2 separate regions of the Homo sapiens genome follow, and region 2 is linked to region 1. The links are chromatin loops, found by intact Hi-C in ENCODE. Cell type or tissue: breast epithelium. All regions are shown on one strand. Links, peaks and the distances in the headings refer to the core of each region. The heading gives the core; the rest is flanking DNA. Region 1 has its middle 55 kb from the start of CPO. Region 2 has its middle 67 kb from the start of CPO.

Region 1 (16,093 bases), core at 5,066-9,065:
ATTACAAATGAACAAAAGACTTAAACAAAAATAAATTTATGTAAAGCCAATAAGAACACAAAAAAGGTGCTTAACATGATTGTCATGGAAATGCAAATTAAAGGCACAAAGTAACATGGTTTTGCAATTACTTAGAATGTGTAAAATTTTAAAAGTTTGATAATATAAGGCAAGGATATGGAACACCTGGACCCCTCATATATTGTTGATGGAATGTAAAATTCTATAAAAACTTCAAAAAAACTGTTTCCGGTCTCTTATAAAATTAAACATACATCTACCCTATGTCTCAATAATTCCAGTCCTAGGTAAGAAATGAAAGTATATATCCAAAAAAAAAAAAACATGTGCAATGATGTTCCTAGAAGCTTTGATCATATTAGCCAAAAACTGGAGACAATCCACGTATCTGTCAACAGAAGAACATATAAACAAATTGTGTTATATCCATTCATTGGAATAGTCCTCAGCAATTAAAAAAAATGAACAAAATAAAAAGGTCCCCAAAACATGTCAAACAAGAAAAGCCACACACAAAATAATCATGGTGTTTGATTCCATGTAAATGAAATTTGAGAAGAATAAAATAGATCTGTGGTGATATAAATCAGAAAATAATTGCCTCTAATAGTTAATAATGGAGCATGATGAAATTTCTGTTGCAGTTGGATTGTTCTCAAGTATTTTTACTTGCAGGGTTTTAGAAAGGGTTTCGAACAGATACAGGGGGAAAGAAACCCCACAAGGTTACCAAGGTTAAATTTATCATTTTTTAAGATGAGATAGATAGCAATTTCCTCACACGGTTGTATCTTCAAGGTCATCACACATCTGCCAAATTTAGTATTGTAAAAATCAGGAATTACTTTTTCCTAAAGAGTTAGCAACTTAGTAGAAAGGATTCAAGGTTTTATTTATTTTGAAGACTAGTGTTAAAGAGTGTCCTTTTATTGTTTTCCCTTTGTTTTGTTTTTATCTCAGGATGCAAAGAGCTTGTTTTTGTTTTCTGGGTTTTTTTTTTTCACTGTGATACATGAATATGTTAGTCATTTGGTACTAAGACAAGGTATTCCCTTTGCTTTCTCAAAATAAAAGACTCTATTCCAACACCAGAGATTCTTAGGAACATCAAGGTTATTGTTGTCATTGTATTTTGCTGTTATACCATATGCCTTACTCTTAATAAGTAAAAGTCCTTCCTATGGTCGCTAGGAGATCAGGAAGGAACATAATAAATCTTATTTTAATTGTATTAGTCTTCTCACAGGCTTCCTTTTGTGGTTTTCTGCCAGAAGCAGTAAGTACTGTTGCCCCCAAAGAAGCATTGGAAGATGTGTAGGAGCATTTTTTTTGTTGTCATAGTGACAGAGTAGCACTACTAGAATTTTATAGTTGGAGACCAGAGACACTACATATCCTATAATGTATGGGATAGTCCTGAATAATGAAGGACTGTACCAACCAAATGCCAGTAGCACTCTGCCTTAATCCATCAGGATAGCCATAACAAAATACCATAGACTGGGTGGCATAAAAAATGGTAATTTATTTTCTCACAGTTCTGGAGCCTTAAAGTCCAAGGTCAAGGTTCTGGCACAATTCAGTTTCAGGTGAGGACTCTTTTCCTGGCTTGCTAATGGCATCCTTCTCACTATATTTTCACGTGGTAGAGAGAGAGATAGATCTCTAGTGTCTCTTCTTGTAAAGACATTAATCCTGTCAGATTAGGGCCCCAGCCTTTTGACCACATTTAACCTTGTTCTAAAATATTGTCACATTGAGGGTTAGGGCTTCAATATACGAATGTTAGGGGCAACACAGTTCAGGCCATAGGACATCCCTATTGAGAACAGTAGAGGTTAGTCTGTTCCAGTTTAGGATTATACCAAAAGATTAAAACTAACATTAGTCAACTGATATGGTTTGGCTTGGTGTCCCCGCCCAAATCTCATCTTAAATTGTAATCCCCATGTGTCCAGGGAGGGACTTGGTGGGAGGTGATTGTGTCATGGGGATGGCTTCTCCCATGCTGTTCTTGTGATAGTGAGTCAGTTCTCATGAGATCTGATGCTTTTGTGTGTTTGATAGTTCCTCCTTCACACTCATGCTGTCTCTTGCCTGCTGCCAGGTAAAACGTGCCTGCTTCCCTTCTGCCATGATTGTAAGTTTCCTGAGGCCTCCCCAGCCATGTGGAACTGTGAGTCAATTAAATCTCTTTTCTTTATAAATTACCCAGTCTCAGGCAGTTCTTTATAGCAGTGTGAGAACAGACTAATACATCGACCATTGTGGAAAGAAGATTGGCAATTTCTCCAAGAACTCAAAGCAGAATTATCATTTGACCTAGGAATCCTATTATTGGGTGCATACCCAAAGGAATAAAAATTGTTCTACCATAAAGACACATACACATGTATAGCACACATGTATAGCAACACTATTCACAATAGCAAATACATGGAATTAACCTAACTGCCCATTATGGTAAACTGGATAAAGAAAATGTGGTATATATACACCATGGAATACTACAAAACCATAAAAAAGAACAAAGTCACGTCCTTTGCAACAACATGGATGGAGCTGGAGCCTATTACCCAAGTGAACTAACGCAGGAACAGAAAATCAAATACCACATGTTCTCACTCACAAGTGGAAGCTAAACATTGAGTACACATGGACCCAAAGGACAGACACTGCGGCCTTCTTGAGAGTGGAGGGAAGGAGGAAAGTTAGTATCGAAAAACTACCTATCAGGGCCAGGCATGGTGGCTCAAACCTGTAATCTTGGCACTTTGGGAGGCTGAGGCGGGTGGATGTCTTGCGGTCAGGAGTTCGAGACAAGCTTGGTCAACATGGTGAAACCTTGTCTCTACTAAAAATACAAAAATTAGCTGGGTGTGATGGCATGCACCTGCAGTCCCAGCTACTTGGGAGTCTGAGGTGGGAGGTTGGCTTAAGCCTGTGAGGCAGAGATTGCAGTGAGCTGAGATCATGCCACTGCACTCCAGCCTGGGTGACAGAATGAGACCCTATCTCAAACAACAACAACAACAACAACAACAACAACAAACTACCTATCATGTACTATGCTTATTTCCTGGATGACAAAATAATCTGTATACTTAATCCCCATGACAGGCAATTTACCTATCTAACAAACCTGCACATGTACTCCTGAACCTAAAAGTTTAAAAAAATAGCAAAAGCTAATATTACTTCCTTAGGAAAAATGAAAATAATGCCTTTGTGATAAATCTAAACTTCTGATCATGGCATTCAAGACCTTTTAAATCCCATCACCAGACTATTTTTCCAGTCTTACTTCTAACCAGTTCCCCAAATTACTCACTATTTCCCTAACTCCATTCTCACTTTCAGGACCTTTTGCCTTCACCCATGTTATTCCCTCACCCTGGAAGGCACTTCTCTTTTCAGTCTGCCTAAGAATATCTACTCATACTTAGAAGGCATACTTTCCAGGACTCCCTCTTTGCAATTTTTTTCTCACCACCAACACCACTATCAGAATCAATTCATTTCTTCTTTGGATTGTGTTGAAATTACTTACAGCCTGTCTACTCTGACAGTTTCATCTTCATATCTCTAGCATCTAACAATCCAAGGTATATGCTCAACAAATATTTCTTGAGTTGCATTAAAATTTAATTAATGTCCATTTTGACATCATTTATTTTTATTTTTTATGTTTTTAAGACAAAATCCCTGTCACCCATGCTGAAGTGCAGTGGCACAATCATGGCTCACTGTAGCCTCAATCACTCAGGCTCAAGGGGTCCTCCCATCTCAGCCTCCTGAGTGCCTGGGACTACAGGTGCATGCCACCATGTCCAGCTAATTGTTTTTTAATTTGTAATTGTTTTGTAGAGATGGGGTCTCACTGTGTTGCCCAGGTTGGGGCTTCCTGTTATAGAAAATTATGATTTAGCACCAACATCACCCCATTTCTTCCTTCCCTATTCTCCTGATATTACTATATCAAAACTTTCATAAAGTAATTGTTCATTGTTTACTTTATAATAACTATACATGTTTAGTAATGGATAATTATATTTTATTTCATGTTTTTTATTTTATCATTTTTACTATAAAATATTATCTCTAATTCATAGTTGGTTCTTGTCTTTGACAAGCATATCATGTTCCTCAAACATCCCCATCACCAACATTTCAACAATGCTGGTAAAACCTCTCTAATACAAATTTTGACTTCTAAATCTACAATGATCATTTTTTGGAGGATGAAATTTTTAACATCCCATATATCTGTATGTGAAACGAAGAGGCTAAATTTATTGCTTCCTAAGTAATGGAGAGCTACTCTTATAAATCTGTCTCTCTGAACAGACCAAGACTTGCTATCTTAAAGGGTTTTAGGAACAGGGAGCTCAGGGGTTGGCAGATTTTCTGAAGCAAGAGTGTTTAGGGATTGGCTGACTTTCAGCTGTGTGGTTTAAGGATGAGCTGACTTTCAGAAGCAGTTCCTGGAGTGATACTGTAGTTGATTGGCTGACCTTCAAGAGCATGACACTATCAACAATCAATTAGGATGGGGTTACTACTTGTTCTGTGGTTAGTTGTTTACTACTTTGGACTAGGGCAAAGGGCAGTCTTTTGATCCTCCTTTTCAAATTAGGAGGCAACACCTTTTCAGTTAGGGCATACATCAGAATCAGCTAGTGTCTTTTAAAACATGGACTGCTGGGCATCACCCCAAACTTTATTATTCAGTAGGTCTTGAGTTTCACCTAAGAATGTTCATATCTAACCAGTTTCCAGTGATGCAGGTGCTGCTGGTGTGGGAACCACACTTTGAGAACCTCTGAGTTAGAGAATAGAAATGTCACAAGGGTAAACGGTAATAGAGTTGCCCAGGCTTAAAGAGCCCTTTGGTGGTGGTAATCTATAAGATGAACTGGGCTATAGTTGGATAGAGGAATGCAAACAGTCATTACACAAGGACAAAGGCTAACCATGGAATTTTTTTCAGGGGCTCATGGATGGCAGGGCTTCGGAACTATTGGTGTGGAATATCTGCTAGAAAGCCATAAAACATTTTGCTCACCTCCTTCTGAAAAATGCATGCATGCCTTTCATTTCTAAATTCTCAGCTAGACAAAAGAGGTCGCTTTCCCTTATGTTTTTCTTTTTTGTAAACATATAATACATAAATGAAATAGGATTTTAATCTCTCCTTCCTTATCAATGTTGCATACATAAATTTTACCATTGCTAATTAGCACATCCATTCAAGGTGGTACATCCTTTATACATCTGAGCAAGCAATTTAATGCCTTAAGAAAAGGAAAATCCCCGGGGGAGAAAATGTGCAGCATCAGTTCCTAACACATGAAAGATGCATGTTGAAAAATCAAGGTCCGTGCCCAAATGTGCAATATAATTTTTGTCTTAAATCCATTCCAGCACAAGAAATATGGTTTCAACTAGATTAAAGATTTTTCTTCTCTTAAGAAATGTGATAGTTGCCAACTAGTGATGGAGTTTCCAGAATTCTTCTCCCAATGCTTAACAGATGAATTTATTGGATGGAAAAGTAAGAGCAAATCTGAGCTTCTCTGGAAGTATGCCCAAACTCAGCAACAGTGATATCAATAAGTGTCACGTGGAGGCATGTATAAAATATAGGAAAAGAGGGAAGTAAACACAAAACTACTGAAAAGGCAGCAAAGTCGAGCATATCTAACCTTGATGGAGCATTGGAGTCAGGGTGTGAGCCTTACCAATCCATCAGCATTGCTCGGTGGCTCATCAGGCTAACCATAAGGAATGAAGGTGTCCTCACTGAAGTAATGAATGCTCAGGAACACAGCATGGCAGCCTTCCAGTTCTCTACAAAGATTATGACAGCTCCAGCCCTCCCCAGTATAGATCTTCCCTACAAAGTGTTACAGACTACCCATTTTCGGAAGCACCAATAACTTCCAAGAGAAGTTCCCCAAAAGTCCAAGACTGTACATATCTTCATTTTGAAATGATAGCATCTTTCTTAATGGTGGGAGAATGCAAGGAATTGAGCACAGAAATTCATTCTTCTCCATGTTTGTAATACCAAGCCACTGATAGTTGGTGGCTTTTCCAAAGTTCTCTATGCTAATTCCTGCCTGTCTAACAGAGCAAATCACTTATCAAGGGTGCAGACTTTCAGCCAGAATAGTATTCATTTTAACAGTATTTTATTTTCAGGGTTTTTTTTCCCACGGTGAGTGAGGAAACACTAGGTAGGATGTATTCTTTTAAGTTTCTCCAATAAGTCCCATGGACAATTCCAGAAGGCTCATGATGGCACAGACTTTCTGTGCACATACAACTTATGTACTTCCTTCTCACTGAGGGATATGCTAGACCGGTGTGACTCTGTTGATTCAACATGCATGCCTGTGCACCCACCCTGTGATGGACACTGTCCCTCTACTGAGCTTCCTATGTGGGTCGAGTCTTCAGTCACCTACAAGTGTGGTCTCCTGATTTCCTACTGGCTTCTTAAACTTGACATTACACAATTTGAAGTCCATTCCTTTGGTTCAAAACCAGTAGGGCTTTGTTCCTTGTGAAAAATACAAACCATCTTGAACAAGTAACACGGTCATTTACTCTTTTCTGCCATTTAACCCAGGAATGTGAATGCTTTCCAAGAAATAGACTTTGGTTGGGGGAGGATAGAAAGCCCAAGATCGAAAGGGTGGGGAGAAAAGCAGGCAGCATCAAACATGGGAACACTTAAGCTTCATTTCACTTCTATCCTACCTCAGCCCTGGTGCTCCATTTTCTGTGCATGTTCCAAACATCTAGCTTTGCATCTCAAAATGTGGTCCCTTAGCAAATGCTATCAAAATCACCTGGGAGCACTGGTCTAGACAGACAGGATGCAAAATATAACAGACAAGTTGAAAATCTACAAGGGATTAACTCTCACCACTACCACCCCATAAAACATAGCACCTTATTGGTACCTATATTAAATATTTGTAGTCGAATGCCTATGTGCCAGTCACTGTGCCAGGTACAGTGGAATAAAACACACATGTAACCCCCTCAGAGTTTACATTTTACTTATGGAGACAGATGTGGAAAGAAGTCATTTCATTATTCTGTAATGAGTGCAATAAAAAACAAGAATATGCCTCTATAGCAGGACATAGTTGGGGCACCTAACCTAGTTGAGGGAGGGCTGTGAGGGAAGACAAGTAGGAATGAGGCAGGAGGAAGGAGTTTAAGGTTGAAAGTGGGAATATTATTTGCGGCAGAGGCAATAACACATATGAAGTTCTGGAGTGAGAGCAGGCCATGCCTCAACCCATGTGGAATGTAGCTACTGTAGGCACAGACAGATGTTTAGAACCTGATGACCATAATGAACCCACTTTTCAAAAAATATGCTTACCTTATAATTTTGAGGTCTCCAAGGAGAAATTGAAAGCTATTTTCTTAGGTTGGAGGGAAGATTGTTACCCTTCTGTTCTCTAACCCACACTACTTTCCAGTCTACTTGAACATCTAAAAGGTCTTTCGCTTTTCTAATGCAAGCTAATCTGTATTTCCAGAAAACTGTAATAAAAACCCAGCTGACCTCTGCCAGCCTGGCTCCAATCATGGACTGCACCTTCCTCCTATATTTCCTCTTCTTTCTGGCAGTGAGTATCTTCCCCAAAGATGAAGCAGAACCTTATTAGGTAAAAGTAATCTATAAAACAAAATTTCTCCTTGTATTAGTCAGAGTCCAGTTAGGAGGCAACAATCTAACTGTTTATTTCAAAAGAGGGAATTTAATATTAATTAAATATTAAATCTGTAGAAGCCATTGGTAATGGAGGGGAGATGACCACATTCACTAGCCAAAGCATCTGGACCCCAGCTCCCACCCAAACAAGTCTCCCCACTCTGCTCATGGTTTGAGCTAAAGGGAATCTTATTATTATCATTATTATTATTATTTGAAGACAGAGTCTCTCACTCTGTTGCCCAGGCTGGAGTGCAGTGGCACAATCTCAGCTCACTGCAACCTCTGCCTCCCAGGTTCTAGGGATTCTCGTGCCTTAGCCTCCCAAGAGTAGCTGGGATACAGGCATGCGCTACCACGCCCAGCTAATTTTTTCCAATCTTTAGTTGAGACGGGGTTTCACCACGTTGGCCAGGCTGGTCTCGAACTCCTGACCTCAAGTGATCCGCCTGCCTCGGCCTCCCAAAGTGCTGGGATTGCAAACATCAGCCACCATGTCCAGCCTAAAGGGAATCTTAGAGGTTTCATTTAATGGTTTAATTTTAAATTTGAGAAACTCAAAGTTGCAAAACATAAAATGATTTTCTCAAGGCACAAGGTTAGCTAATAAGATGTTTAAGTAAGCCAGATAGACACAAACTAAGGGAGAGTCCATGGCAGGCAGGAGGGGATGCATGGGATGCTGGGAGAGAAAATAGAAGGACCAGGGAAAGAATAGCTTAAAGAATAGAGTAGGACTGTATTTGAGCAGTGATGAAAGAGCTCAATTTTCTTCAACAGCCGTACCGTGCCTCTTCATAATTCTTCTCTTCTTGAGTTGTAGAATTACAACTCAATTCACTAAATAAAAATCTTTCAGTGTGTATTGAAACAGTAATACTGACTGAGAATCCACTATGTTCGGTAGCACCTAACACAAAGCAAGAGAGACGGGCTGGCCTCCTCTATCGGGAATGAGATAGGGTCATTGTGGCGGCTCCTCCGCTATCTAGAGATGTGGTCTCACCTTGGGCAAGTCATCTTGCCTCCCTGTGCCTGTTTTCCCCTCTATAGCATGTAGCTAACTCTGTGAGCCCCATTCCTCTCACAGAATTGCCACTAGAATCGCGTTAAGCATGATATGGCTTTTAACTCTTCTATCTCTTAGGATTGATGTGAGAATACCTAAGGAGAAAAAAATGAGTTATGAAAATATAGATAATTGTTGTTTTATATATATTTAATTTTAATAATCAGGAAATAAAAGGAAATAGCATGGTCTTATTGGAGTTTGAGATGGTAATCACTCCCCCTCTTTTCTCTGAGCCCCAAACTAGCTAATAGATACAGGGGTTTTAAAAAAATCTGTATAGTGCTACCAAAACCATATTGAAGAACCTTGGACTTGAGGCCAATATAGGCATCCTAATGCTTTTTCTTCATTTGCCTCCGCCACACACACACAAGGACATCGGACATGCAGAGCCGATTCTCACTCCACTTGCTGCATAGAGGACCTGGGGCTTCCTCCTTCCTTTTGAGTGCAGAGACAAAGTGAATGATGCCACAAGTACATGCAGCCTTTTAAGCATTGACCCCCTGACCCAACAGCAGACCACTGAATGCCTGATCCTCACCATCACACCAAACAGATAAATGCCACTCTTCTTTTGTGGAAAGTGGTCAGAAAAAGGAAAAGCACTTTTTCCTCTCACTTCAGACAGGTTGGAATTTCTATTTCGTTGGCCAAGAAGAACAAGAAGTAAGAGAGAGAAGATCTCCCTCCCACCCTACAAGGATGTCTTGCCAGTGACTCTAGTCACAAGAAGGATATGGCTGCAGGCTGGCAGGGTGCTGCTTTTAACTGTGCCCACTGTGGCTGCCTGGACAAGACACCAGAATGAACAGTGGAGTAGAGGCAATGGAAATAATGCTGGTGCTTGCCTGAGCCTGGACTGCCCAAGAAAAGTTAGGGTGTGAAAGTCAAGAGGGAAAAGACCCGTTGATCAAACAGTAGATGTCTAGAGACTCCGTCATTTCCTATATGGTTAACTCGAAGTTAGGGTTTGGAAATAAAGTCTTCTTTAAAAAACTTTTGATAGATAAAGAAGGCAGATCTTCACAATATTGAGGAGGAAGCAGCTGCATATTTTGGCAACCATTTAGAGGAAAAGAGTGAATACATGAAAAATATTGCTGCAAGAATATAAAGGAGGAATCTAAATAGACAGCCAAGAAAAAAAGTGAAGAGTAGAGAACAGTAAATTTAGGAGATCTCCATATGACGTGGTTTCTCAAAGATGGTGTATAAAAAAATAACAGCCAGGGAGCGAGGAGAGAGGGATAGAAGCAAAAGGCTTGGAACAGTGAGCACCAAATCGAGGAAAAACTTTCCTGAGACACTTAAAAGATAATCAGAGAAACAGACTAAAGACTCAGAAAGGGCAGTTTGTCTGGAGCTAGAAATGGAAAGAATCACAAGCAGACGCCTCCTACTATGTCAGACTCTTAATGGACCGAGAAATCTGCTGCACTAATAGCTCTGAACCAATTGCTTTGCATGAGATTCTGGGCTAGTCCAAATGACTTTGCCAAACTTCAATTTCCCATTTTAAACACAGAACAAATAATCATTTCAAAGTGTGTGTAGCATTAGAGCTATCAAGTTGGCTCACTGGAAAGAAGCCAAGGAGTTTTTATCCTCAAGAGTTTTCTGATACGATTCAGAGAAAGGCTTGATTGGCCACGTCTGTAACACGCCTTTCCCTCTCTACCCCTCTCACCTTCAGAGTGTGCTTTGCCTCATCTGCTTGCTCATTCCTTTGGAGAACGCTGAGCCACCACTTCACTGTCTTCCGTGTTTGGCATCTCCACCAACAGACCCGACATGGCCACAGAGGATTAACTGTTGATATAAATTTAAGAGTTCCTTTGACTTTAGATGACTCTCTGTTCTTAAGCTAGCTACTTATCTTACTTGGATAAAAGATGTGCTATTTGTGGATAATCAAATGGTAGATTTTGCTGAAAGCAACCCTAAAAACTGTCATTGGGCTCTGAAATTAAAATAAAGTCAAAGCCCAGCTGATAAGAGCAGCAGTCATCAAAGGGTGTTACTAACTCTGAACTGAGTAAGGGATCATTTAGTCAAGATTTAAATATCTGAATTTCTAAATGATACCATTTGGAATCAATCCTTTTCTGCTAGTCAGCCAAGTGAAGGAATAAAGAGAAAGTTGATGAAAACATTCTTGACTACCTGTTGGAAGGAATGGAAGGAAACTAAAATTAAGTGGGATTATTTTAAAGACCATAAACTTTGCTAGCTGATTTTATACTTTAATCTCATTATGACATCGATATCACTGTCTGCATTTTAAAGGTACAAAAACCTATATTCTGAGGTTAAGTCACGCATTCACATTCACAAAACTGTTAAGTGACAAACCCAGAATGCCCCAAATTGAAAGCTTTAATACAAAGATACAGTACAAAGCAAGCATGCCCACTTTTACCACTTCTATTCAATAATACTAAAAGTACTAACAAAAGCAATTAGACAAGAGAAAGAAGTGACAGACATCTAGATCAAAAAGGAAGAAGTAAAATTACCTCTATTTGCAGATATGATCCTACATTTAAAAACCCCAAAGATTCTACACACACACAGGAAAAACTGGTAGAACTAATAAATGAATTCAGTAAAGTTGCAGGATACAAAATCAACATATGAAAATTAATAGCATTTTATATACCAATGAAAACCTAACTAAAATAGAAATTAAGAAAGCGATCCTATTTATGATAGCATCAAAAAATGCTTAGGAATAAATTTAACCAAGGAATTAAAAGCTTTGTACACTGAAAACTATAAAACACTGAGGAAAGAAATTGAAGGAAAGAAGAATAATGGAAAGATTTCCTATGCTCATGGATCAGAAGAAATAATATTGTTAAAATGTTCATACTACCCAAAGCAATATTATGTGGATTCAACCTAATCCCTATAAAAATCCCAATGGCATTCTTCACAGAAATAGAGAAAACAATCCTGAAATTTGTATGGAAACATAAAGGACCCTGAATAGTCAAAACAATTCTGAGAAAGGAGAACAAAGTTGGAGGCATCACATTTCCTGATTTAAAGTGATATTACAAAGTGATAGTAATTAAAACAGCATACTAGTGGAATAAAAACAGACACGTAGAGCAGTGGAACAGAATACAGAGCCCAGAAATAAATCCAAATGTTTATGGTCAACTAATTTTTGATAAGGGTACCAACAAGGCACAATGGGGAAAGAGTAGGCTCTTTAAGAAATGGTACTAGGAAAAATGGATTTTCACAAGTAAAAAAATGAAATTGGGCTCTAATACCATATACAAAAATCACTTCAACATAGATAAAAGACCTAAATATAAGACTGGAAACCATAAAACTCCTAGAAGAGAACATGGAGAAAAGCTCCTGGGCATTGGCTTTGGCAATGTTTTTTAAAGGTACCACATGAAAAGCTCAGTTCACAAAAGCAAAAATAAATAAATGGGAATCTATCAAAATAAAAATCTTCTGATAGCAAAGGAAACAATGATCAAAATGAAGAAATGGCCCATGGATTGAGAAAAAATATTTGCAAATCGTATGTCTGATAAGCTGGTAATATTCAAATTTATAAAGAACACATATAACAACCTTATTTTTTAAATGGGCAAAAGACCTGAATAGACATTTCTCCAAGGAAATAAACATTGCCCACAGGTATATGAAAGGGTGTTCAACATCATTAATCATCAGGGAAATGCAGATCGAAGCCACTGTGAGATACCACCTCACACTCATTAGGATGGCTATTACCAAAAAGTCAAAAGACAACAAATGTTAGTGAGGGTATGGTGAAAAAGGAACTCATACTCTGTTGGTAAAAATGTAGATTGGTGGAGCCATTATGAAAAACAGTATGTGATTTCTAAAGAAATTGACAATAAAACTACCATATGACCTAGTAATCCTCCTTCTGGGCACATCCAAAGGAAATAAAACTAGCATCTCATAAAGATATTTGCACTCTCATGATCATTGCAGCATTATTCACAGTAGCCGAAATATGGAAACATCCTAAGTGTCTGTCAACTGATGAATGGATAAAGAAACTGTGACTGATACACACACATGCACACACACACACACACACACACGGGAATATTATTCAGCCCAAAAAAACCCAAGATCTTACCATTTGGCACAATGTGGATGAACCTGAAGGACATTATGTTAAGTGAAATCAGCCAGACCTAAAAAAGGAAAACATTGCATCATCTCACTTATATGTGGAATCCTAAAACAAAAACAAAAACAAATATTCAGAAGTAGAGAACAAAACAGTGGTTGCAGGGGAGAAGGAAATGGGGAGATTGTAGGTCACAGGACAAAGTGGCAGATATGTAGGATGACTAAGTCTAGAGAGCTAATGTACAACGTGAGGACTATAGGTAATAAAATGGTGCTGTATTTGGGATTCATGCAAAATGAGTTGATTTTAGCAAAAAAAAAAAGGTGATAACTACATGAGATGATGAATACATTCATATTGTAACCTTATTTTACTGTCTATATGTATCCCATAACATTGTGTTGTTGTATACCTTAAATAAGCACAATAAAATTGTTAAATAATACATATATATCAATTAAAATAGACTAAAACATATTCAGTTAGCAGTGACCATAGCTTTAAGTATCCCTGTTGCTCACATTCTCCTCACTAAGAAGTAATAATCATTGGGCCAGGCGTGGTGACTCACGCCTGTAATCCCAGCACTTTGGGAGGCTGAGGCGGGTGAATCACCTGAGGTCAGGAGCTCAAGACCAGCATGGGCAACATGGGGAAACCCCGTCTCTACTAAAAATACAAAAATTAGCCAGGTGTGGTAGCATGGTACTGTGGTGGCGTGCTTCTGCAATCCCAGCTACTCAGGAGGCTGAGGCACAAGAATTGGTTGAACCTGAGAGGCAGAAGTTGCAGTGAAGTGAGATTACAACATTGTACTCCAGCCTGGGTGACAGAGTGAGACTCCGTCTCAAAAAAAAAAAAAAAAGTAATGATAATGACAATAATGTCTCATGACGTTTATTGAATGATACTTTATGTAGACATCCTACCAACCATATTACCTGGATGTCTGATTTTTGTTTTCATTTCCACCCTGTAATGCTGGCTTATTTGATAGCTCTATTTAACAAATAAAGATACTGAATGAAGCTTAGATTTAATGACTTGAACATAGTCACATAGCTAGTAAGTGGTCAAGTGGGGTTCTACCACGGAAGGTCAGATTTTGGTCTTTAACCTTAGCATCGATAAACAAAGACATGCTTTTATAATATTATCAGCCAACACTTACTACAGGGGCAAGTGATTTGAAGCATATTTCCTGTGGTAAAAATATTCTCAACATGGCTGATTTTTAGCTATCAATGTGAAATTACTGGCTTACAGTGCACCTGAACATTTAATAATCAGTGCTTTTGTTCCTGTACTGACCAGCTATATCCAACATCAGACATGTACTTTGACGTATTAGGGAAATTTGCTTAATGATTCCATATGTTAGAAAGGCTGAAATGCTCACCTAATATGTCTCAGAGCCACGGGGTTAGAGTTGGGTAACATTGGTGTGAACTGACCTGGTTAGTTGTGGAGTAAAACTGGTACTTGAACTCAGGGTCTTGAACAATGAGAGACACTTAGGGAGGCAGCAAGGCATCCCAGGTGCAGAGTCATGAGCAAATAGGGGATGTTTGGGAGACAGTGAGATTAGACTGGCCCAGAGTAGTTTGGGATGAAGAGTCTAGAAAGGAGCTCATTTGACAGAGGAATATCTCATTTAAGGTCTTAAATGAGTGGGAGACGGAAGCTGAGGTCTTCAGCTTCCTTGGGTTGGACTGTGGAGGAGGCAGTGGTACCCATCCAGAGGGCAGCACCTCTGGGCAATGGCATTTTATGTTTTTCTGTGGATCACTCCAGGTGTTCAGATTTGTAACTTCACTTTCAATTAAAATCCTCATTCCAGGGGAGTTGTTTTGTATGCAGATATGAATGATATATATTTGAAATTAACTTGAATCAATTTTTTTTTTTTGAGACAGTCTCACTGGACTGCAAGCTCCGCCTCCCAGGTTCACGCCATTCTCCTGCCTCAGCCTCCCGAGTAGCTGGGACTACAGGCATCCACCACCACACCCAGCTAATTTTTTGTATTTTTAGTAGCGACGGGGTTTCACCGTGTTAGCCAGGATGGTCTCAATCTCCCGACCTCATGATCTGCCCGCCTCCCAAAGTGCTGGGATTACAGGTGTGAGCCACTGTGCCCGGCTGAATCAAAAATGTTTTAAAGATTTTCAGGCCCTAAATTTGAAATAAAATAAATGAACTCACTTTCACTTCATTTTTCAAATGTTAGTCCTTAGTAATCTAAGGACTAAACAAAAATGCTCAAAAACAAAACAGTTTGTGTTATTTCATGTTCTTGTCTGGAATTCTGTTGCATACGCAGAGATGAAAACCCCCAAAGTGGAACCTAAGCTCAGCAGCCTTAGCAGTATTTTGCAAGAAATGGGGGATTTCAAACACCACTTGAGATCTTCGTTCCCAGAGGGAAAGAACCCCTCATAACAGTGCGTCATGCTGCTCTAAGTCGCCCTTGTTGGGTGAAGCTGCCACTCTGATATGCAATTCCAGCCCAATTCAGCTGCTTTCTGGAAGGATTATTGTCCATAGATACAGCTGGAGATGAAGATGGAGCTGAAATGAAGACCCACTTTGTTTTTCTGGGTCATTTTCTGTGTCAGAGAAACTGGTCTTAACATATTTTGCACTAGCAATATAATAGGAGACACTCAATTCACAATCAACTCAGGAGAAAACATCCCCCCTCTCTTGGAGTTGCAAATCCTTCGCCCAAATGCAGACATGTAAATAACTAGAGTAACTAGAGTCAAACTCAGAGCCTCAAGGGAGGGAATTCATAAACACTGTGCAAAGTGGTTTATAAATGTCATGTTATTATTCCTTAAAATGGGTTAGGCAGGTGTTTATCCATGCTTTTTTACAGAACAAAATGATTTTGCATTCTCAAGTCCTTCTCCTGTAGACTGGAAATGGTTACAGGCTGTCTCCAAAGAAGAAAATGAATGCATAAGAGTGCATCGCATGTCAGAGCTGGAAGGGGCCTCAGCGTTCAGCTTGCCCAGCCGGCTCATTGTGCTGAGGCCAGGAGAGCTGAAGTGACTTGCCTCGGGTCACATTGTGGACGCATTACTAGATGCACTCAGCCTGAAACCCAGCGACCTGCTCT
Region 2 (16,093 bases), core at 4,466-8,465, 120 kb before region 1:
ATATTAAACAAAAAAGATTATTTAGCATCTTCAAACCTCAGTTTTCTTCTCTTAAAAATGGTAATAATAAATTCCTACATAATGCTTGGCGAATAGTATGTGTTCAATAAATATTAGTTCTCTTTCTTGTCTTTCCCTTCATGTGGTTTCAACCATAATGTTACTTAAGTAGCTCATTATGTCAGCAGCCAAAGAAACTTGTGCTAACTTGCTGTTATTACTTCAATGCTCAGAACAGAAGAGGGAGGACGATCATCTCCAGCTGTTATACTCATATAATAATTTCCTGAAGAGTAAATTATGAATGAACCCAAATTACAAAATGCAACTCAGAGTCTGCATCAGGTTAGAAGATACATTAAAGCTAATGAAATATCTAATTTGAAAGCAGATTTTGGAATCTGCAAAGCTAAGGAATTGGCATGATCTGAAACAGGATTCAAAATTTATTTAATTCACAATTTCCTGATGTTGCCTTTTGAAGGGATGCTGATAAAAAATGTCAGATGGAGGCTGTGCTCAGTGGCTCACACCTGTGATCCCAGCATTTTGGGAGGCTGAGGTGGGTGGATCACCTGAGGTCAGGAGTTCAAGACTAGCCTGGCCAACATGGTGAAACCCCGTCTCTACTGAAAATACGAAAATTAGCTGAGTGTGGTGGTGGGCGCCTGTAGTCCTAGCTACTCAGGGACTACAGGAGAATTGCTTGAACCCAGGAGGCGGAGGTTGCAGTGAGCCAAGATTGCACCACTGCACTCCTGCCTGGGCGTGACAGAGCCAGTGAGACTCAGTCTCCAAAAAAAAAAAAGTCAGATGGAAATCTGACCTAGTCTTATTTTTCAGTTAACTGATTTATATTGTTTATTTTTTGTATCAGAATTGGCTTGGATACCAAGACTTTCCATTCAGGGTACAGAATTCAAAAAGGCAAATACTAGAGAAGCTTAAGTTTTGACTTCTTCTTCAAGAGACTTGGTAGTTAATTGAGAGATTTCATTATATTTCTTTTTCCTCCCACAGATGCTTTTAAAACAATACAGAGGAGAAATAAGATCAAAGCCTGAGCTGTTTAAGACAAGTCATCCACATCCCTGGTCCAGTTAGGCTTTGATTTTCACATCATTGCTTCCAGCTAATTGTAGTATTTTCAGAAAGACAGTGTAGCAGCATACTTGTTTGCAAGCAAAAGGAATGGATTATGGTTAACTTACATGAAATGAGAATTTATAAAGGATGGAGAGAAGTATGATTTAGGAGGACTCACGGAATTAAAGGGAAAACTGAGGAATAGGACTGACTGAGGAAAATAAAGGAAGCAAATTGTTTTAGAATTCCCAGTTTTGGCCAGGTGAGGTGGCTCAAGCCTGTAATCCCAGCACTTTGGGAGGCCAAGGCTGGTGAATCACCTGAGATGGGGAGTTCGAGACCAGAATGACCAACAGGGAGAAACCCCGTCTCTACTAAAAATACAAAAAATTAGCCGGGCATGGTGGTGCATGCCTGTAATCCCAGCTACCTGGGAGGCTGAGGCAGGAGAATCGCTTGAACCCGGAAGGCTGAGTTTGTGGTGAGCTGAAATCGCGCCATTGCACTCCAGCCTGGGCAACAAGAGCAAAACTTTGTCTCAAAAAAAAAAAAAAAAAAAAAAAAAAAAGCCCAGTTTCAAGATTTACCTAACTATCTCACCAGGCTCTGGTGCTAAGATGGGCAAGTGCCACTCTCAAGATATATAGGATGGAGGCTCCTTTGACATAGTGAGGTTTATAAAACTGCCTTTGCAAAAATTATAACTGAGAAAATTATGACAGTGAAAGACTTCTGACATAACTGACTCCACCTTGCTTCTAACCTCCAAGTTGTCCTTGTTCATTCCTGGGCATAGACTGAACTAACTATGGGAGGAAATTAGTTTATAGTTTAACTTTGAAACAAAGACAATAACAGCCCTTTCCCAAAACAAACCCCCTTCCTGCCTGGAGACTAGATTGCTTTTACAGGACTAACAAGTTAGCTACAAGATTAGAAAATATGGTTTAGGAGTCATGCAGCTGGAGGCTGCAAAATTCTGAACCTCTCTAGATTGCTCCTGGGGATAACATCACTATTGTAAAATCTAAGATCAGTGCTTGAGATATTTTGCAGATCCTGTACTCCATGGTTCAGCTGGTACCATGCAGAACAATAAACTAGCTCATCTGGTCTTGTGAACCCTACCCAGGAAATGACTCAGTGCAAAAGACAGCTTCCACTCCCTATAATTTCATCTCTGACCCAATTAATCAGTACTCCCCATTTTCCAACCCCTTATGCACCAAATTGTCCTTAAAACCCTGATCCCCAAGTTTTGGGGGAGATCGATTTGAGCAATAATAAAACTCTGGTCTCCCATACACCTGGCTCTGTATGAGTTGCAATTCTCTACTGAAATTCCCCTGTCTTGATAAATTGGCCCTGCCTAGACAGGGGGCAAGGAGAGCCTGTTGGGTGTTACACTTCCACCACTTATCAAGGGGATGGGGAGGAGCCTTCATTTATAATCCTACTCAGACTACACACCTTGTGGAAGATACATGTCCCCTAAAGGGAATTGGGTTTCTGTTGCGGAAAGAAGGGAGGATGGATTCTGTATAATAATAATAAAAGAACAATTATCCACTATACATCATTCCCAAATGCATTTTAAAGCGGGAGTATTTTATTTTACTTATTTTATTTTTATTTATTTTTGTGACAGAGTCTCATTCTGTTGCCTAGGCTGGAGGGCAGTTGTGCAATCTCAGCTCACTGCAACCTCTGCCTCCCAGGTTCAAGGAATTCTTTTGCCTCAACCTCCTGAGTAGTTGGGATTACAGGTGCCTGCCATGACACCCAGCTAATTTTTGTATTTTTAGTAGAGATGAGCTTTCATCATATTGGCCAGGCTGGTCTCAAACTCCTGACCTCAAGTGATCCACTAGCCTTGGCCTCCCAAAGTGCTGGGATTACAGGTGTGAGCCACTGCACCTGGCCAAAGTAAGGGTATTTTAAATCAAAAAGCCTCTTAATGAGCTCATGACTAAGTTTAAAAGTCAAATGTCAACAAGTCATGACTTAAAATTAGTGTTCTCTTATTCAAATTATTGGGACTAATTTGAAGAAATGCATAGTTTTTGTAGATTAGATTAAAAATAGGAGTGATGGTCGGGCGTGGTGGCTCACGCCTATAATCCCAGCACTTTGGGAGGCTGAGGTGGGCAGATTACCTGAGGTCAGGAGTTTGAGACCAGCCTGGCCAACATGGTGAAACCCCGTCTCTACTAAAAATACAAAAATTAGCCGGGCATGGTGGCACATGCTTGTAATCCCAGCTACTCAGGAGGCTGAGGCAGGAGAATCACTTGAGCCCAGGAGGCAGAGGTTGCAGTGAGCCAAGATCATGCCACTGCACTCCAGCCTGGCTGACAGAGTGAGACTCTGTCTAAAAAAAAAAAAAAAAAAAAGTAGAAGTGATTTCTCTGAAGAACAGTATCAGGTAGAGAGAAAAGATAGTAGTTGTAATGGTGAACAAGTGGACCTTCTGGGCTTCCCTACTAACCTATTTTATAATCAAAACTGAGTAATTCAATTTACCGGCTTGCAAATCATTAAAAAATAAATAAATAAAGGGGCTTGCAAAAAATCTGCCTGGCCGGCAAAATGTGCTTGGCTGTCATCTACATTTGCCAATATTCCTCTTGATCCCTATGGCTTCATGGACAAAGTTAGAACATACAAATTTTTAGATATGTAGCAAGCATACTCAAACATCTCTCCAACATGTCTTCCTGAGACCTAGGTCCCCTACCAATACACACACAAAACAAACAGAAATGTCGAGCTATAGGGAGAAGGAGGTGATTGCTTTCTCATGAGTCTTGACATATTTTCGTTCCACCCACAGCAGGAGGCAGGAGGTGATTTTTGCAAATAAATTAACCTTTGTGCTCTTCAGGGTCAATAATACTTTCTCATTTTACTGGGGAGTTTGAATTATTGACTAGCTTGTGACTTTATTCCCTAGAAGGTGAATTAGAGGGATTAATGTTTTGGAGTTGTGTTTAAGAAAAAAAAAACACTTATATCTTTATACCAAATAGTGAAAAATAATTCACTTATATCTTTATACCAAATAGTATTTTGCTAGTATTATTTTATTAGTCCTGGCAGCTTTTTGCAGAATGAGATAGTGATCAAAATTTCTACTAATATCACTATCTAGTGAGGCACAGGGAAGGTAAGTGGCTTTCAACATCACAGAGCAAACTGGTTTCAACCCATTCATAGAATCTTCTAGCACAAGCTGGCCCAAGATAGGACACATCAAGTGTCCTCTGGTTCAGCATCTACTTTCTCATGATAGCTAATTGCTAAGACCATGGGTGCCAATCTTAGCTTCCAAATCAAGTGCACGCCAACTTTTTAGGCCTATTTTAACTAATTGTGCCTTTAAAATCAAACTTATTTAGAGCACTCTGAAAAGGAGATAATACATGATTAGATATTTCAGTACTTTTTTGAGAGCTTTGAAACCTATTTAACTCAAGAAAAAAATATTTTGGAAGGCCATATTTGAATTCTTCATTAAGACAAACAGCAGCAACAACAAAATACCTCTGCAAGTTGAAAAAATCCTGGTGACGCAGAATAAAAAGTGGGAGGCTTGGAATTCTAAATGAAAAATTCCAGCTCTGTCTCTTGCTAGTTGTGGACAAATTACACATTTCCTCTTAAAGGTTCACTTTTCCCATCTATAAAATGAAGAAAATATATATTGCAGGTTTTGCAGTGAAAATTAAATAATGTTAATATATGCAAAGGACTTGCGAACTTTCCTGTATACAATTTGAATTCAACAAACAACAGCTATTAGAAAAGAGAACACAAACCTTGCTTACAGACTAAAATGACCTGGGACTTAATATCTGTTTGCTCTTTTACAGGAAGTAGATCTCCAAGTTCTTTTTCTTTTTGTGACGAGGAAATGGGTTCAAAATAAATCTCTGGTTCTTCCTACACTCTAAGAAAACCCCCCAGGAAAGAGGTTTTTTTCCCCTTCTTTCCAAGGTCAGATTATTTTCCTTTTCTCCCCCAAACCCCTCCCCCTATACCTACTTCTCTTTTACATATAAAAAATTTTGTTACTTTATACCTTTTCTCTATAGTATGTGTGTTATGCCTTCTTTCCTCCCATGAAAGAAAGATAGTTGATGTGATGATGCTTTTCATTCACTAAAGAAAGTGCTAAGTCACCCAGCTAGAGGGTCTGAAAAGGTGACACTCCTCCTATCAGAATAGCCAATGGCTAATAACCATCACTCTAACTTTAGGTATAGATTATTATTATTATTGAGCGTATTGCACCTTGGCTGTTTGCCCAGTATGTCCTTGCTAACTCAGGGTCACAAAAAAGAGTAATTCTCTGCCACAACTCGATAAGACATGAGATCTGCATGATTAAAATGACCTTAGCATTTGGAATCCTGAAATAATGGCACTCCAAATTAAATTAAGAATGGGTTAGATTGCTTTCAGTGAATAATTGCCATTACTACACACCATTCTTCTTGCTCCCCTCCAAAGTCTTTATTGATTTCATTGTTGCTCAGATGCTGAAGATATCTGTCCTATTGTTTGGAGGAATTTAAGATCCTTAGGAGGACTTAGCAAATTAATGGAGGGAGGCTGAAGGAACAAAGAAAATGAGGTGGTACACACACACACACACACACACACACACACACACACACACACACACACTGAAGAGAGGTTGTTGTAGTGGTAGACAATTTCTTTGATAAAGCCAGAGCAGAATTCTTTGTTCAACCATCCCTTTCTGGGTGAATGTGCTTAGTCAAGACATCAGGTCACTGGCCCTTGGACAGCTCCCAGTCATTTGCCCATCAGTGACTGCAGTGCCCACACAGACCACTTTCATAATTAAATTCCAAAAATTCCTGTTCTGAATCACCCAATAATTGACTACATTTGTATTTGGAAGTCTTTGCTGATGAGAATAAAGCAGCATGCAATAATGCTTTCAGTTTCACCATGGTTTTATTACCTTATTGGACCACTAGGGACCTACTACATTCCCGGGGGGGACACTTTTCTATTTAATTAACCTGCAGACATTTAGCCTAAACAGCAATAAATAATAGACAAATACTCCCCTTCCCCCTATTTGTCTCTTATGGAGAATTACTACTACTAATAACAAAATAATTGAAATCCAAAATAAAACCACACAGCCAGGGAGGTGGGTAGATGATGGGGAGGGTAGAGAGAGAAGCTTCAGATGGCTAATTGGGGACAAGTATATACTAGATATGGTGAAATAGTGTTTTCTTTTGCTTTAAGCTACTAACTTGGAGGCACAGAAGAGAATTAGCTACTTTCATAGGGAGGATTTCAGGAGTTCCAGGAAGGGACCCTGCCAGGCACAGCCTCCTTCTAACCAGCACACTGAGCCTTTAACCAGAAACAAAGCCATTCTTTCTATTGTTGCATAGAAGGCCTGGAATGTGAAGTCCCCCCAGGCACATGAAGGAGGGGATGATGTAAACTTAACAATGAGAGGCAAAGGACTGATGTCACATCCTCTCCTGAGAGCTGATTTTTGATGATGAAAAGAGGAAAGAAAGTCTTGGACTTTGAAGAGGCATGGGGAAGAAAATGGTCTAGCATTTTTTCATACTTTACAATTTTGCCTAATACTGTTTTGCTTGTAAATCAACCCTTCATCCTCTGAAAGGAAGGCTACAAATACATGGATATGTATTAAGCATTTATTGTATGCTAGGTTCTTTCCCACACAGTATTTCATAACACTACTGCAAGATAGGATTCCTAATCCCCTTTTGCTGAAGAAGAGATTGAGGCCAGGATGCATAAATAAACTTATCCAAGATCAACTGGCTTCTAAATGGCAGAGCAAGGATTGGAATCAAGGTCAGCCTGATTCCAAAACTCAGATGCTTTTTACTTCTACCATGATAGCTCATAATAGAGCCTGATCTAAACTTTGGAGATAATTATTTTCAAAATGCAAAGCAAGTCAAAAATTTGTCATTGGCCTTGGAATATTTTGTTGAAGGGAGTCAGAAGGATTAAATTCATTTTTATACATGAGACTTAAAAACGATATGTGGGGACCAACCCAAGTTTCTACTGCAAAGCAGAAAGTATTACTTTTAATGGCAAAAACTGCAATTACTTTTGTAACAACCTAATAAGGATTTAGTGGATCTGGATAATATGACCAGCTGCCTATTTGACCTCTCCTTTTGGGTTTCCCTTAGGCACTTAAACTCAATCTGTACACAACTGAACTCATCGTCTTTTATCAGCCCATCACCCGTTCGCCTTTCCTGTTCTAACTTATTGCCTGTTGTATTGTTTTTCTTATTTGATGGGCACTGACATTCATCTTTAGTCACTCAAGACAGGAACCTAGAATTACTTCTACTTTTCTCCTTCTACTGTACTGACCTACTCTGCCCACCATGGCTAATCAGTCCTATTGTATATACCATCAAATTTTCTAGCACTTTTCCTCTTCTCCATTACCAATGTCAACTCCTTGGTTGATATCCTGGTCATTTCTCCACTGTATTCGTGCTATAATAAACTAAACTGAACTGGCCACCGCATTTCACCCTCCCTTGCTTCTCTATTCATATTCAAATTGATGACAGGTTGGTTTTCTCTAAAACTTAAAAGGGATGAAAGAATGAATGACAAAACAAAAACGAGCAATTTAGAATGAAATCTACTCTCAAGTACAAATAGTATAATAGCAACAAATCAGCTAGAAAAAAATACAAGCTGTGTATACTCCTTTAAATTGAGGTAAAATGTACACACAGATATAAATCTTTTCTTTTTATTATACTTTAAGTTTTAGGGTACATGTGCACATTGTGCAGGTTAGTTACATATGTATACATGTGCCATGCTGGTGCGCTGCACCCACTAACTCGTCATCTAACATTAGGTATATCTCCCAATGCTATCCCTCCCCCCTCCCCCCACCCCACAACAGTCCCCAGAGTCTGATGTTCCCCTTCCTGTGTCCATGTGTTCTCATTGTTCAATTCCCACCTATGAGTGAGAATATGCGGTGTTTGGTTTTTTGTTCTTGCGATAGTTTACCGAGAATGATGATTTCCAATTTCATCCATGTCCCTACAAAGGACATGAACTCATCATTTTTTATGGCTGCATAGTATTCCATGGTGTATATGTGCCACATTTTCTTAATCCAGTCTATCATTGTTGGACATTTGGATTGGTTCCAAGTTTTTGCTATTGTGAATAATGCCACAATAAATATACATGTGCATGTGTCTTTATAGCAGCATGATTTATAGTCCTTTGAGTACATACCCAGTAATGGGATGGCTGGGTCAAATGGTATTTCTAGTTCTAGATCCCTGAGGAATCGCCACACTGACTTCCACAATGGTTGAACTAGTTTACAGTCCCACCAACAGTGTAAAAGTGTTCCTATTTCTCCACATCCTCTCCAGCACCTGTTGCTTCCTGACTTTTTAATGATTGCCATTCCAACTGGTGTGATATGATATCTCATTGTGGTTTTGATTTGCATGTCTCTGATGGCCAGTGATGGTGAGCATTTTTTCATGTGTTTTTTGGCTGCATAAATGTCTTCTTTTGAGAAGTGTCTGTTCATGTCCTTCGCCCACTTTTTGATGGGGTTGTTTGTTTTTTTCTTGTAAATTTGTTTGAGTTCATTGTAGATTCTGGATATTAGCCCTTTGTCAGATGAGTAGGTTGCAAAAATTTTCTCCCATTTTGTAGGTTGCCTGTTCACTCTGATGGTAGTTTCTTTTGCTGTGCAGAAGCTCTTTAGTTTAATTAGATCCCATTTGTCAATTTTGTCTTTTGTTGCCATTGCTTTTGGTGTTTTAGACATGAAGTCCTTGCCCATGCCTATGTCCTGAATGGTAATGCCTAGGTTTTCTTCTAGGGTTTTTATGGTTTTAGGTCTAACGTTTAAGTCTTTAATCCATCTTGAATTGATTTTTGTATAAGGTGTAAGGAAGGGATCCAGTTTCAGCTTTCTACATATGGCTAGCCAGTTTTCCCAGCACCATTTATTAAATAGGGAATCCTTTCCCCATTGCTTGTTTTTCTCAGGTTTGTCAAAGATCAGATAGTTGTAGATATGCGGCGTTATTTCTGAGGGCTCTGTTCTGTTCCATTGATCTATATGTCTGTTTTGGTACCAGTACCATGCTGTTTTGGTTACTGTAGCCTTGTAGTATAGTTTGAAGTCAGGTAGTGTGATGCCTCCAGCTTTGTTCTTTTGGCTTAGGATTGACTTGGCGATGCGGGCTCTTTTTTGGCTTCATGTAAACTTTAAAGTAGTTTTTTCCAATTCTGTGAAGAAAGTCATTGGTAGCTTGATGGGGATGACATTGAATCTGTAAATTACCTTGGGCAGTATGGCCATTTTCACGATATTGATTGTTCCTACCCATGAGCATGGAATGTTCTTCCATTTGTTTGTATCCTCTTTTATTTCCTTGAGCAGTGGTTTGTAGTTCTCCTTGAAGAGGTCCTTCACATCCCTTGTAAATTGGATTCCTAGGTATTTTATTCTCTTTGAAGCAATTGTGAATGGGAGTTCACTCATGATTTGGCCCTCTGTCTGTCTGTTGTTGGTGTATAAGAATGCTTGTGATTTTTGTACATTGATTTTGTATCCTGAGACTTTGCTGAAGTTGCTTATCAGCTTAAGGAGATTTTGGGCTGAGACAATGGGGTTTTCTAGATATACAATCATGTCATCTGCAAACAGGGACAATTTGACTTCCTCTTTTCCTAATTGAATACCCTTTATTTCCTTCTCCTGCCTAATTGCCCTGGCCAGAACTTCCAACACTATGTTGAATAGGAGTGGTGAGAGAGGGCATCCCTGTCTTGTGCCAGTTTTCAAAGGGAATGCTTCCAGTTTTTGCCCATTCAGTATGATATTGGCTGTGGGTTTGTCAGAGATAGTCTTATTATTTTGAAATACGTCCCATCAATACCTAATTTATTGAGAGTTTTTAGCATGAAGGGTTGTTGAATTTTGTCAAAGGGCTTTTCTGCATCTATTGAGATAATCATGTGGTTTTTGCCTTTGGTTCTGTTTATATGCTGGATTACATTTATTGATTTGCATATATTGAACCAGCCTTGCATCCCAGAGATGAAGCCCACTTGATCATGGTGGATAGGCTTTTTGATGTGCTGCTGGATTTGGTTTGCCAGTATTTTATTGAGGATTTTTGCATCAATGTTCACCAAGGATATTGGTCTAAAATTCTCTTTTTTGGTTGTGTCTTTGCCCGGCTTTGGTATCAGAATGATGCTGGCCTCATAAAATGAGGGAGGATTCCCTCTTTTTCTGTTGATTGGAATAGTTTCAATCAAATTTCAAGAAGGAATGGTACCAGTTCCTCCTTGTACCTCTGGTAGAATTCGGCTGTGAATCCATCTGGTCCTGGACTCTTTTTCGTTGGTAAGCTATTGATTATTGCCACAATTTGAGATCCTGTTATTGGTCTATTCAGAGATTCAACTTCTTCCTTGTTTAGTCTTGGGAGAGTGTATGTGTCGAGGAATGTATCCATTTCTTCTAGATTTTCTAGTTTATTTGCGTAGAGGTGTTTGTAGTATTCTCTGATGGTAGTTTGTATTTCTGTGGGATTGGTGGTGATATCCCCTTTATCATTTTTTATTGCGTCTATTTGATTCTTCTCTCTTTTTTTCTTTATTAGTCTTGCTAGCGGTCTATCAATTTTGTTGATCCTTTCAAAAAACCAGCTCCTGGATTAATTAATTTTTTGAATGGTTTTTTGTGTCTCTATTTCCTTCAGTTCTGCTCTGATTTTAGTTATTTCTTGCCTTCTGCTAGCTTTTGAATGTGTTTGCTCTTGCTTTTCTAGTTCTTTTAATTGTGATGTTAGGTGTCAATTTTGGATCTTTCCTGCTTTCTCTTGTGGGCATTTAGTGCTATAAATTTCCCTCTACACGCTGCTTTGAATGCGTCCCAGAGATTCTGGTATGTTATGTCTTTGTTCTTGTTGGTTTCAAAGAACATCTTTATTTCTGCCTTCATTTCGTTATGTACCTAGTAGTCATTCAGGAGGAGGTTGTTCAGTTTCCATGTAGTTGAGCAGTTTTGAGTGAGATTCTTAATCCTGAGTTCTAGTTTGATTGCACTGTGGTCTGAGAGATAGTTTGTTATAATCTCTGTTCTTTTACATTTGCTGAGGAGAGCTTTACTTCCAAGTATGTGGTCAATTTTGGAATAGGTGTGGTGTGGTGCTGAAAAAAATGTATAATCTGTTGATTTGGGGTAGAGAGTTCTGTAGATGTCTATTAGGTCCACTTGGTGCAGAGCTGAGTTCAATTCCTGGGTATCCTTGTTGACTTTCTGTCTTGTTGATCTGTCTAATGTTGACAGTGGGGTGTTAAAGTCTCCCATTATTAATGTGTGGGAGTCTAAGTCTCTTTGTAGGTCACTCAGGACTTGCTTTATGAATCTGGGTGCTCCTGTATTGGGTGTCTATATATTTAGGATAGTTAGCTCTTCTTGTTGAATTGATCCCTTTACCATTATGTAATGGCCTTCTTTGTCTCTTTTGATCTTTGTTGGTTTAAAGTCTGTTTTATCAGAGACGAGGATTGCAACCCCTGCCTTTTTTTGTTTTCCATTTGCTTGGTAGATCTTCCTCCATCCTTTTATTTTGAGCCTATGTGTGTCTGTGCATGTGAGATGGGTTTCCTGAATACAGCACACTGATGGGTCTTGACTCTTTATCCAATTTGCCAGTCTGTGCCTTTTAATTGGAGCATTTAGTCCATTTACATTTAAAGTTAGTATTGTTATGTGTGAATTTGATCCTGTCATTATGATGTTAGCTGGTTATTTTGCTCATTAGTTGAGGCAGTTTCTTCCTAGTCTCAATGGTCTTTACATTTTGGCATGATTTTGCAGTGGCTGGTACTTGTTGTTCCTTTCCATGTTTAGTGCTTCCTTTAGGAGCTCTTTTAGGGCAGGCCTGGTTGTGACAAAATCTCTCAGCATTTGCTTGTCTGTAAAGTATTTTATTTCTCCTTCACTTATGAAGCTTAGTTTGGCTGGATATGAAATTCTGGGTTGAAAATTCTTTTCTTTAAGAATGTTGAATATTGGCCCCACTCTCTTCTGGCTTGTAGAGTTTCTGCCGAGAGATCTGCGTTAGTCTGATGGGCTTCCCTTTGAGGGTAACCCGACCTTTCTCTCTGGCTGCCCTTAACATTTTTTCCTTCATTTCATCTTTGGTGAATCTGACAATTATGTGTCTTGGAGTTGCTCTTCTCGAGGATTATCTTTGTGGCGTTCTCTGTATTTCCTGAATCTGAATGTTGGCCTGCCTTGCTAGATTGGGGAAGTTCTCCTGGATAATATCCTGCAGAGTGTTTTCCAACTTGGTTCCATTCTCCCCATCACTTTCAGGTACACCAATCAGACATAGATTTGGTCTTTTCACGTAGTCCCATATTTCTTGGAGGCTTTGCTCATTTCTTTTTATTCTTTTTTCTCTAACCTTCCCTTCTCACTTCATTTCATTCATTTCATCTTCCATCACTGATACCCTTTCTTCCAGTTGATTGCATCGGCTCCTGAGGCTTCTGCATTCTTCACGTAGTTCTCGAGCCTTGGTTTTCAGCTCCATCAGCTCCTTTAAGCACTTTTCTGTATTGGTTATTCTAGTTATAAATTCTTCTAAATTTTTTTCACAGTTTTCCACTTCTTTGCCTTTGGTTTGCATGTCCTCCCGTAGCTCGGAGTAATTTGATCGTGTAAAGCCTTCTTCTCTTAGCTCGTCAAAGTCATTCTCCGTCCAGCTTTGTTCCATTGCTGGTGAGGAACTGCATTCCTTTGGAGGAGGAGAGGCGCTCTGCTTTTTAGAGTTTCGTTTTTCTGTTCTGTTTTTTCCCCATCTTTGTGGTTTTATCTACTTTTGGTCTTTGATGGCGGTGATGTACAGATGGGTTTTTGGTGTGGATGTCCTTTCTGTTTGTTAGTTTTCCTTCTAACAGACAGGACCCTCAGCTGCAGGTCTGTTGGAGTACCCGGCCATGTGAGCTGTAAGTCTGCCCCTGCTGGGGGGTGCCTCCCAGTTAGGCTGCTTGGGGGTCAGGGATCAGGGACCCACTTGAGGCAGTCTGCCAGTTCTCAGATCTCCAGCTGCATGCTGGGAGAACCACTGCTCTCTCCAAAGCTGTCAGACAGGGACATTTAAGTCTGCAGAGGTTACTGCTGTCTTTTTGTTTGTCTGTGCCCTGCCCCCAGAGGTGGAGCCTACAGAGGCAGGCAAGCCTCCTTGAGCTGTGGTGGGCTCCACCCAGTTCGAGCTTCCCAGCTGCTTTGTTTACCTAAGCAAGCCTGGGCAATGGCGGGCGCCCCTCCCCCAGCCTTGCTGCCGCCTTGCAGTTTGATCTCAGACTGCTGTGCTAGCAATCAGCGAGACTCCGTGGGCATAGGACCCTCTGAGCCAGGTGCGGGATATAATCTCCTGGTGCGCCATTTTTTAAGCCCATCGGAAAAGCGCAATATTCAGGTGGGAGTGACCCGATTTTCCAGGTGCCGTCTGTCACCCCTTTTTTGACTAGGAAAGGGAACTCCCTGACCCCTTGCGCTTCCTGAGTGAGGCAATGCCTCACCCTGCTTCGGCTCGCACACGGTGTGCGCACCCACTGACCTGGGCCCACTTTCTGGCACTCGCTAGTGAGATGAACCTGGTACCTCAGATGGAAATGCAGAAATCACCTGTCTTCTGCGTCGCTCACGCTGGGACCTGTAGACCGGAGCTGTTCCTATTCGGCCATCTTGGCTCCCGGGCCCAGATATAAATCTTAACTATAAATTTCAGTGAGTTTTGTGAAAATATACACCAAGGTAAATAATACTCCAATCAAGATATAGAACATTTCCATCATACTGGAAATTTCCTTATGCCTTTCCCTAATGACTAATGATTTTGAGCACTTTTCCACATGTGTATTGGCTATTTATAGATCTGCTTTTGTGAATTATCTGTTCATGTTTTTCACCTATTTTAAAATTTGGTTATCTTTGACTTGTGGATTTATAGAAATTTTGTTGTTGTTGTTGTTTGTAAATTATGGGCGATAATTTTTCAGATACAATTAATATGATTGTATTTTCCCAGACTTGCCTTTTCACTTACTTAATTGTGTTTTTTGAGGAGAAAAATGTGAATTTTGATGGCTACCATACTGCCAATTATTTTCTTTTATGATCAGTGCTTTTGAGTCTTGTCTAAATTTTTGCCAACACCTGGATTCAGTGTTTCTCTTCTATTTTCTTCTAGAAAACTATGTAATTTAAGCCCTTTTGTTTAGGTCTAGAGGCCGTTTTAACTTAATTTTGTGGAGGGTGAGAGGTAAGGGTCACAGTTTATTTTTCTTCCCTATATATAGCCGACACCATTTGTTGAAAAGATTTTCTTTCCCTATTGAATTGCCTTGGTTCCTTTGTTGAAAATCAGTTGACTTTATATGTGTCTATTTCTAAATTCTGCTCTGCTCTAGTGACCTATTTGTCTATCCTGATACCAATTCCATATCGTTGATTATTATACCTTCATAGTGAGTTTGGAAAACAATACACCTATTCCAACTTTCCAAAATTATTTTGGCTATTTTAAGTTTTAAAACATTTTTCAAATAATTAAGAAAAGAAAAGTCAGTTGAGATTTTGATTGATATTGTGTAGAATCTTTAAATTTGTTTGGGGAGAATTGACATCTTAACAATAGAGATTTTTCCAATCCATGAACATGGTGTATTTCTTCATTTTCAAAAGGTTTTGTTAATTTTCTTATAGGTGGAAGTCTTGCAGATCTTTAATTAGATTTATTATTACATTTTTAAATGCAATTTAAAATATTTATTTAAAAATTTTTAATTTTAGTTGTTGCTAGTATATGGAAATATACCTAGAATATTATACATTGTTATGTGAATATGTGAATATATGTAGTTTTGCTTTTCTTTCTTTCTAGTCACTATGCCCTTTATTTCTTTTTCTTGCCTTAAGACTTCTAGTTCAATTTGATTAGAAGTGGTGAGAATTTGCATTGCTTCCTATATTAAAGAAAAGGTCCAGCGATTCACCTCTGAGTATGATAGTAGCTTTGGCTCTTTTGTAGATGCCATTTATCAGGTTGAAAAAATTTCACTTATATATTTAGTTTACTGAAAGCTTTTATCATGAATGAGTGTTCAATTCTGTCAAATATTTTACTGCCTCTATTAAGATGAGCATAAAGTTATTCTCTATTTTCCTGTTAATGTGGTGAATTATGTTGATTGATTCTTAAAAATATTAAACCTGCCTTATATACCTGCACTAAACCTTACTTGGCCATGATGTATTATTCATTTTAGGTTCCACAGAATTTAATTTGCTCACATTTTATTAAGAAGGTTTGTAACTATGTTCATTAGAGATATTAGTCTACAATTCTCTGTACTTGTAATTAATATTCTTTGACAGGTTTTTGTGTCAGGGATATGTTGGCATCATAAAATGAGCTGAGAAGTATTTACTCCTATAGACATCTTTATTACTCTCTATTGCCTTAGAAAGATGTCTTTTATACATTTTTCTGTTTGCTTTTTTGTGACTCTAAGGTCTAGTGTTTCCCTAACCATCTGGGAAGCTTATTAAAACAAAAATTGATGGGACCTTTAACCAGAGCTCCTAATTTGGTAAGTCCAAGTAGAGGCCAATAGTTTTCATTTTGAACAAGTTCTCAGGTGATGCTGACACTTGGTCTGTGAGCCATGCTTTGAGAACCACTTTTCTGGGCATTAAAACATGCATTTTTAGTTCATCATAATGCACTTAGAGTTGATTTTCTACCAGTTCACATAAAATGTATGAATGTTACAATATTAAAATTTTATTTAATTGCTATCTTTTATTGCCATATATTGTTGTCATACGTGTGTGTATAGATAATGTATCTAAGTAATAAAAAATACAATT

What was found. A loop is a pair of places that touch in the nucleus more often than their neighbours do. Peaks named below come from ENCODE experiments on the same cell type or tissue, not always from the same donor. Only the 100,000 strongest peaks of a DNase experiment are listed, where the experiment ranks them.
Region 2: it touches region 1 in a loop (8-fold over the local background); 1 of 110 quality-filtered maps calls a loop at or near these places.

What each region holds. Positions count from the first base shown.
Region 1 is chr2:206,876,320-206,892,412 of GRCh38, reverse strand. No RefSeq gene overlaps it. Among named protein-coding and RNA genes, the nearest start is that of CPO, 55 kb to the left of the region's middle. In breast epithelium, for the core only: no CTCF peak of the experiment used is centred there; no DNase peak of the experiment used is centred there.
Region 2 is chr2:206,998,732-207,014,824 of GRCh38, reverse strand. No RefSeq gene overlaps it. Among named protein-coding and RNA genes, the nearest start is that of CPO, 67 kb to the right of the region's middle. RefSeq lists a silencer at 6,366-6,660. In breast epithelium, for the core only: a CTCF peak has its summit at 6,097; a DNase peak (open chromatin) is centred at 6,494; H3K27ac peaks cover 953 bases.